Regions from separate parts of the Homo sapiens genome. Here region 1 is linked to region 2. The links are chromatin loops, found by intact Hi-C in ENCODE. Cell type or tissue: right lobe of liver. All regions are shown on one strand. Links, peaks and the distances in the headings refer to the core of each region. The heading gives the core; the rest is flanking DNA.

What was found. A loop is a pair of places that touch in the nucleus more often than their neighbours do. Peaks named below come from ENCODE experiments on the same cell type or tissue, not always from the same donor. Only the 100,000 strongest peaks of a DNase experiment are listed, where the experiment ranks them.
Region 1: a loop joins it to region 2, with 2.2 times the contacts of the local background. A loop is called at or near these places in 17 of 110 quality-filtered maps.

Annotation. Positions count from the first base shown.
Region 1 is chr9:134,436,115-134,440,482 of GRCh38, reverse strand. RXRA (retinoid X receptor alpha) reads right to left here. Exons shown (of 10, transcript NM_002957.6): 10 at 1-4,016. The coding sequence ends at 3,869. Among named protein-coding and RNA genes, the nearest start is that of MIR4669, 59 kb to the right of the region's middle. RefSeq lists an enhancer at 2,953-3,521. In right lobe of liver, for the core only: CTCF peaks have their summits at 720 and 1,856; a DNase peak (open chromatin) is centred at 941; H3K27ac peaks cover 3,682 bases.
Region 2 is chr9:134,339,761-134,344,128 of GRCh38, reverse strand. All of the region lies in intron 1 of RXRA (retinoid X receptor alpha), which reads right to left. Among named protein-coding and RNA genes, the nearest start is that of RXRA, 15 kb to the right of the region's middle. In right lobe of liver, for the core only: no CTCF peak of the experiment used is centred there; DNase peaks (open chromatin) are centred at 268, 2,553 and 3,283; H3K4me3 peaks cover 384 bases; H3K27ac peaks cover 4,000 bases.

The DNA.
Region 1 (4,368 bases), core at 224-4,223, 96 kb before region 2:
TCAAACCCTGGCACCTGAGGCCACGATGTTTCAGAGACAATCGTACGGAGAAGCCACTTCACAGTCAGTCACAGGAAGGCCAGAGCCGGCAACAGGACACAACAGAGCAAGGCTTTAAAAATTACTCGAAAGGGAAGAAAACCCTTGAAAGCCTCAGGCCCACCCTCCTGCCCCGAGGGAAGACACCCCCATTGCGGCGGTTTCCTCCCAAGCCTCGCCGCCGTCACAGGAGCCCTCTCCTCTGCCATCGTCTGTCCTGGCGTTTCTCGGACGAAGCTTTCACCTCAATCTCTAGAAGCAGAAACGAAACAGTCCCAGCCCTCCCCCCGCCATATCCAAGTATACATGAGGGATAAAATTACATTTGTACAAAAATAGATTTTTTTTTTTTACCTTTCCAGATGCTTTAGACATTTTCTCTTATCTTTACTCTCTTTATGGATCTGTCATCCTCTCTAAAGTATTAGCTATGCGTCCCAGCTAAGGCATTGCTAAGGATTGGGAACGGCTAAAGCTGTCTGCTCCAAAGCATCTTAAAATAGATGCATCTCCTGCCTTGAGATATTCATTCGAACCCGGATTTCACCAAAGGAGGGTCCTTATGTACTTGCTTACACGAAGCAAATTTATAGGAAAACAGGGGAAACGTCTTGATTAAAAATAAACACAAAACACTGGTAACCGCTCCGCCTTTCCTGGGTGGCGCTGGTGTGCGGCTCTCTCCACACGCGTCTCTCTGTACAGCACATACATGTTTACACCACACACCTGCGTGGACGAGCACCAGATCACGCACCCCAGCTCCACGACAGGGACACCAGCCGACTACCCACAGGCTGCACATTCCGGCAGGGCCCTCCTGGGTGCCCCACGGGGAGGGGCTCGGGGTCATCTCCAGCACTGCCACCAGGCCGCCAGCCCAGAATTCTTGGGAAACACCGTGCTCGGAAAACCGAAGGTCAGGGCTGTCCTTCCCAGAGGCCGTGTGCTTCCAGGGTGCGGAGGGCCGGCGGCTGACACAGGCCCCAGGGTGGAAGGTCCTGGCAGGCCAGCTTCCAAGCATGCCCGACGCAGCCTAGGGGAGCCCGGCTCTGTGGCATCTTCACTCCTGAGCCTCAGGAGCCCCATCTGAACGGCAAAGCCGGGAGGTGACCAGCTGAGGAGCGTGCCTGAAGGTGCCGGGGTGCCCTGGGTCCCCAGGAAGCAGCCACTGGGAAGTGGGGGCCCTGCGGGGAAGCCGCTTCATCCAGCCGGGCCAAGGCGGGGACAGGCACAGGTGGCTAATGAGCTGATGTTAGTGCTATCTTTAGAAAATTAAAGATTGTCCCACCAAAATAATAATAATTACAAAAAATCACCTTAATTGAACTGGATTGGTAATACTACTACAGGTCTGGTTAAATAGAAATTCTACCTCTCTACTCAGTGATGAGCCGCACTCCCCACACATCACCTTTTCAAACCAACAGCACTGTACAACTACAAGGCCGATGAGAAAGGGACGGGAAGGCTGCGGGAAGTGCCCGGGACACGTAGAGCGGTGGGTAAGGCTGCTGTGGCCAGGGAGGCCAGGTTCTGCTTTCAGGGGTTGGCGGCCGGGGGGCTTCAGTGCTTTACAGCCAGCCAGCCAGCCAGCCAGCGCCGGAAACGACAAAGTTCCCAAGAAGCAGCCGACCCCCCGCAACGGAGGCCCCGTCCCTGGGCTTTTTCCTCTGGAGCCGCGGGCATTCCCAAGGGTCCGGGCACGGATGGGTGGGCGCTGGCTGCAGAAGGCACCAGGTGTTGGCGTTGGGTCTTTTGCACTCCCACCGCTGGGGCCCCAAGAGTACCTGCACCCTCCTGCCATTTCCACCACACCCGCCAGGGGCAGCTGGGGCTTCCTGGCAGTGCCTGGGAGGGGCCCAGCTGGCCGGGGACCTGGTACAGGTATGAGGCTCAACACTCTGCCTCAGGACGGTGGATCGGGCAGGGGGCCACCTCTAGGGATCCACAACGCTGAAAGGCAGGGGTGGAGGGCGGCGGGGAGGAGAGGCTTCTGGAATCTCTGACAGCCTGTCTCGGGCACAGACTCAGCTGCAGGCTCCACTCGGGTGCCTAAGCTCAGCTCTGGCTGGGAGCTCCAGGAAGGCAAAGAATGGACACTTTCTTCCCCACCAAGGCTGGAAAGCTGCCTCTCCAAGCCACTGCCTCCCGGTCCAACCTGTAGGCAGCTCCCCTCACCACTGAGGAAGCCCCTGCTCCAGGTGGGGAAAGACTATGGAGAAGGCGTCCACCCCCCCGCATCATTCCTAGACTGCGGCTGGGAAGACAAGACCCCCTCCGGTATCCCCCCCATCCACCCTCTGTTCAGGCACCTGCCACTGACAAAGGCTGGGTCCACGGGACTGAGGCGTGAACGGGAAAAGTACTCAGGCCAAAGGGAGGGCCTTCCAGTGCAAAAGAGGCGAGTTCAACCTGAGAGGGCCCCGCACCACCGGAGCCCGGGGGCAGAGCCTGCGGGAGGAGCGCCAGGCCGCACTGGGCTGAGCCAGGGAGGCCCCAAGCCCCGCCCCCACCCCACCTTCAACCAGAGCAGGCGTTCAGTGAGGCTCCCAAGTAAGGCTCTGGGTGAACAACGCTGTCCGTGGACAATACCAGGCTGGGTGGTCCCACCAGGGCCTGCGTGTGGCCCAGGCCCGAGGGCGCTGCGACTCCGGGTTCTCAGATTCCAAGAGTCTTTTAGACACAACTGGCAGCCAGAGAGAAGGCCTGAGCAGGGGTCCCACCAATGCCCCGGCAGAGCCACTCCAGGCCGCGGAGCATCTGCCCCACCCACGAGGCTCCCAGTTCCTGAGCCCCTCTCTCTCCAGGCCACCTGCCCCCTCTGAGGGAAACCAACAGGCCACCCTCCTCCCCTCCCATCCCCGCGGGCCTCACAGATGGCTGCAGGTCCGCAGAGCCCTGTGCCTCCAGCAAGGCCAGTGAGGTGGTGATGCCCCACCCTGCCCGAGCCAGGGCCAGCCCTGCAGGAAACAAGGACAAGCCTCAGCCCACCCCGCAGAGCAAGGAGAAGACTCAGGCTGGGGAGGGGCCGGGGCACTCTGGTCTGAACGGGGAGTCGGGAGTCTGAAACCAGAACACCAAGGCAGAGAGAAAACAGGGGGGTGAGTGACCCGCCCCTGCAGCCTGGAGGTGGCCCCGAAACCTTGCACAGAGGGCAGCTCATGTTCTCATTGGCTCGAGGGCAAAACTGTGAGTTATCTTTGGAAAAAGGGGCTACCTTCCCCCTCACTCAGAGCACAGGGCAGCTTGCTTGCCCCACGAGTCCCCTCTCATCCCCGAGGCGGCTGAGGTCTTTGCTGATGACACACCAGCTTGCGCCCCCAGCTGTCCCCTCCTGATTAGGGGGAAGCTGTCACGGGCTGGCTGGGCACCAGTATTCAGAGCAGATGAAGATGTCACTCCAGACAGGAGGGCCACACAGGAATTCTGAAAACCAGCATCGATAAACAGCAACGGAAACAAAAGCCCCGTTCCCAACTCCTGCAGCTCCAGGGCTGGGGCCCGAAGACCCTGTAGTCGCCCAAGCCCCGTGGGGTGTGGCAGGGTGTCCTGAGAGCCCGGTGGGGAGGCGCCTGGCTGGGCTCACGCTAGTTCTTGCCACGAAGGCTGCTGCCTCAGGAAAGCCACTGCCCTGGGCCACAGACAAGTAGTAACAGAAATAAGGAGGGTGACAACACATCTCTTAGGCAGAGCAGTGACAGGCTGTGCCCCAAAGTCCAAACAGGCCAGGCAGAGAAGGGCAGGGACAGGGCTCAGGCTGAGAAGAACAGCTGGCGTCCAGGCAGGGTGGCCAGAACGGGTGGGCACAAAGGATGGGCCCGCAGGCCTAAGTCATTTGGTGCGGCGCCTCCAGCATCTCCATAAGGAAGGTGTCAATGGGTGTGTCCCCGATGAGCTTGAAGAAGAAGAGATGTTCCAGGCATTTGAGCCCGATGGAGCGCAGAGCCGGCAGGCGGAGCAAGAGCTTAGCGAACCTGCAGGGAACAGGTCTGGTGAGGGCCGGGCAAGGGGCATGGGCAGTTCTGCCCTGGCACTGGAGGCCTCCCTGGGGATGGGGCTGTGTCTGATACCCCAACCCCTCTGAGGCTGGTCTGTAGCCCTGAATCTGCCTATGCCAAGCCTCCAGAAGGAAGGAGGGGAGGCTAGAAGGAAACAGAGGCAGTGGCAACCCAGAGCCAGGACAGAGTGAAGGGAGATCCCTGGGTCTGAGGACGGAGATGAAGGGCCAGGGGCCAGACAGCAGCTGGCTAGGGCAGACTGAATAGCTCTTTGTGAAGAAGTTAAAAATTGCAGGCAGTTGGGCATGATGGCTCACACTTGTAATCT
Region 2 (4,368 bases), core at 69-4,068:
GGGAACGCTGGACTCAGGCCTACAAGGATGGAAAAAGAAGGGCAGAGCAGGCACACACGCCAGGCAGAGGCAACGGTTTGAGAGGTGGCACAGAGGTAGGGCCACATAGGGCACGGCCCCCGGGAACCTCAGCAGGACCAGGCCCCATGAGGAAGGGCTGCATCCTGTGGGGAGGGCCTATGGGGAGATGCCCACCCCACTGTGGTAGGGCCACGAGGGCCAATGACCGGCCAGAAGGTGAGAAGACGCCAGAGGAGCCCATCTGCTGACCCAGCCAGCTGGCCCCGCCTTCCGGGAAGAAACACTCTTCCCCACAGTTGCAGAAGATCCTCTGCTTGAAGGAAGAACGCAGGCTCCCTCAGCTCAGTGCCGCGCCCGGCTGGGGACGGGCGGATGGAGGGTTGGTCCCGAGGCCCCCAGGCCCGTGGCAGTCCACCAAGTGCACACGGTCTCTCCTCTGGCCACTGAGCAAGATGGGGACAGGGCAGGGGACGTGACCCCTCAAGCCTATGTCAAGGTTGCACCCAGTGACTGGTCTCGCTTCCTGGCCCCGAGCAATTTCTAGGTCCTAGGATGGTTCCAGAACTAGCTGCCCCTGCAACCACTCCTCCCAAAAAAATGCTTCTTCCCATGAGATACAACACTCATGCCCTCCTCACGTTCCTTTGCCCTACACTGAGCGCCCCCTATTCCAGGGGCTGCAGGATGCTGACGGGCAATCCTGCATGAACCCCCAGAACCCAGAAGAAGAAACTCCTCCTCCCAGCCCTCAAAGACACTGAGGTTCAGAGGCAACCCCAGCCAGGGCCTTCCCTGCTCCCAGGCAAGAACTGAAGGACAGGCCTTACTTCAGTCAACCCTCACAACCACCTGGGCAGCAAGTGCCCTCACCCCACGTCACAGATGAGAAAGTCGACACTCAGAGAGAGAGACACGCTGCCCCAGGTCACACAGCATGTAAAAGGTCTGTGTGGGGCCCTGAACTGTGGGCCGCAGACAGCTTCCCTGGCTCCAGGGCAGGAACCCCCTCCCCACCTCCCAAGGCCAAATGCTCTGGGTCCAAGACACCTCCCAGGGCTGGGCAGGTGAAAATCCCATAATCTGCTGGGGCCTCTCTAGAAGGAGGTCCCCCCACTGCCTAGGCTGCGGGATTGGGTTTCCTGGCCTCTAATCAAAGGATTACCAGACAATCCCCAGCACCCACACGTGCCTGCATCCGCAGTCATGCCACCCACATCACTCACATACAAAGGGAAGGTCACTGTGGTGGTGGCAGGGCCACAGCCACCACCTGCGCTCAACCTGCTGAGCCAGCCAGAGCAGGAAGGGCCAGGAAGGCAGGTAGGCAGCCTCCTCCGCGGCGCTGTCCACTCTCCTATGGGGCCAGGTTCCCCCAAACCCACCAGGTCAGGGCGGCCCACACCAGCCATCTCAGCCCTGGAGACCACACATGGCCCTGTGGGAACCACAGGGGCCTCCTCCCGCAGCCCCGCAGCCCCACCACCTGCCTGGGCTCACAGCAGCTCCCAAGCAGTCCCTTGCCCACAGCTTGCTGTTACCACTCTGCCTGCACCAACCCACTGCCCCCCGCTGATGGCAGGAAGAGGGCGCACAGCACGCCATCCCAAGTGCAAGCCTCTGGGGCCTGACCACCTGGGGGACCCCTGCTCTCTGTGCCTCAGTTTCCTGGCAGGGAAAGGGCAAGGATCGGCCCCTCCATGCCCACAAGCTGTGTGGCCTTGAAGATCGGCTCAGCCTCTCTGAGCCCAGGCCCCCTCTGTAAATGAGGGCAACTCCCTCCCCCAGGGTTCTGGGAGGGCAATGGGCTTGGCACAAGCTGGTACCGGGGCACCTGGTGCACTGTGGCTTGCTAGTCCTCGACCCGGACCCCCGCCCCTGCCCTCACTCTGGCCTGGGATCCACAGTGGGTCCAGGGCTTTCTCCAGCCTGATCTCACAGTTCAGAACTCACTACCCACCAAATGCCAGCACGAGAGCCCCCACCCCGGGCCCAGCAGAGCGCCTTCAGGGAGACGCCTCCTCATTCGGGGTCTTCATGTCCCCCAGCCAGCAACACCCACCACAGGCAGGCTCCAGCTAGCCGGATGCTCTGACAGCCCCTACCCCCAGGGTTGGGCTTCACAGACCCTGGAGCACAGCGGACCCTCAGCAAGTGGGGCCAGGCCAGTAGTGGGCAGAGCCTCAACAAACCCAAGCCCAGCCCTGCCCAGCCAGGCCCCAGGCAGTGACGCTGCCAGTCACGCACCCAGCTCCAAGACCACACCGCCCAGTGCCTCTACCTCCCAAACTCCAACCTCAGGCCAAGACCCAGAGGAGGGGTGGCAACAAACAGTCACACACCAAGACATTCCCCTGCCACCATGCATGCCCCATGGTGCTCCCCATGGAGGGCGGGAAGAGGCCAGCCGCCCTGGAGCTCCCAGAAAGAGAGGAGCTCTGCCACCAGGTGTGTGCCGGCCAAGCTGCGAGCCAGCCCAACCCTGGGCCACCCATGCCCACGCCTCCTCCAAGGTCCTGGCCTGGGCCAGGAAGCCGGGTGGAGACTGGAGGGCGGGGGCCTATCTCACCCAGAGTTGCTAAAAAGAGCCAACGGGGAAGTAAAAATAGGAAATAAAAATAAAATGGCTCCAGCCAGGCCTGGTTGTTTGTGTAGGAAGCAAGGCCCCTCCCCAGCCAGCAGGGAGGGCTCGGCTCCAGGTTCCTCCCAGAGGAGGAATGTCCCCCCACCCTAGCAGCCCCCAGGACTCCAACCACACGCCAGAACCCCAGGCTGGAAGTGGCTCAAAGAAGAGTCCCAAGAATCTGGGTTCAAATCCCGACTCTGCTGTTAACTGGCCACATGATATTGGGCAAGCAGCTGAGCCCCTATCTGTAGCTCGGCCTCCTCATCAGCACTGGGGTGCAGGGAACGAGGGAGCGTGCCATGCTGTGCTGGGCACACACTCCAGGTACCACCACCCACGGCGGGGCCTGCGGTCACAGCTCCAGCCACCCACCTCTCCCTGTCCCCACCAGGACCCTCCCATCTGTGCTCTCACTCCGCCCCAAGGTGGGCCGTCAAGAGGTGAGGGCACGAGGCCAGGGTCAGGAGACAGCCTGGCTGTCAGCTCGCCCCGCTTGCCAGCCATGCCGCTCTCAGACCTCAATTTCCTCATCCACACAATTAGAGGAAGCCTTCCTTCCTCTCCTTTCCTGCGAGGCCTTTCCAGGGTTCACATGAGGCTCATTCGCACCAAAGCGTGTGTGACTGACCCTGGCTTCAGGATTGGCTCAGCTCATTCTCCCAGGGCGCAGAATTCCGCAGAAGACAGGCTCCTTGCTCCCGGAGCTGAGACACCCCAGCTAGAGGGCCAGGGAGGACCGCTTGGGCCACAGCTCACACATCCAATCTACCTGCTCAGCCTGGACGGCATGTGGCTTAGGCACTGCTGGCATTGCTCAAGAAGGCAGCTGCGGGCCGAGGCGTGCATCGAGGCTCATGCACCGAGACCGTCTGCCTGGGTGCCTGCAGAAAGGGATCTGAGTGCTTCGGGTGGTCGGTGATACCTGCCACGCTGTAGGCCAGAGGGCAGGCAGTGAGCCGGTGCCACGTGAGCCCCACTTAGACCAAAACATACTGCTTCAGAGTGCTCCCTGGCACTTCCTAAAGCCCCTCGGCCCTCACTCCTGGCTGGACAATTATCACCCCTGTGACACTTCCTGGGAACTGGCTGAAAGGTCAGTGGGTGGCATCACTGGTCTGCCCCAAACCACCATCCCCACGATGGCCAAAGTCTTTCTAGAACATATATCTGCCTGCAGCCCTCCACAGCCCCCTACAGCTTCTCATTCTCCTGTCCTGGACCCCGAGCCCTCAGGACCCTTAGCTAAGGAGGGAGCCGGACAGCACGGGCAGTGGCCAGTCTCAAACCTGGACCCGCAGGCACAAGCCATCAGAAGGTGTGGGGCACAAGACACACAGAAGCACACACAGGCACACATGCCGACACAGCACGGGCACAGGGAGACACGAGGACACAAGTGCACACGGATACACACTCACACAGGGACAGGGACAGAGGGACACAGACATGGGTGCACACAGATACAGGCTCAGACATGGACACAGATGTGCACAGAGGAACACACATGCACGGGTGCACACAGACAGGCTCACACAAGAGCACAGGCGTGCACACTCACATACACACAGGTTCACACACAGACACACACAGGCTCACACAAGGGCATGGATGTTCACAGACACACACACATGGGCTCACACACACACAGACTCACACACACACACACACAGAGGCTTACACACAGACTCATACACACAGGCTCACACAAGGGCATGGGTGTGCAC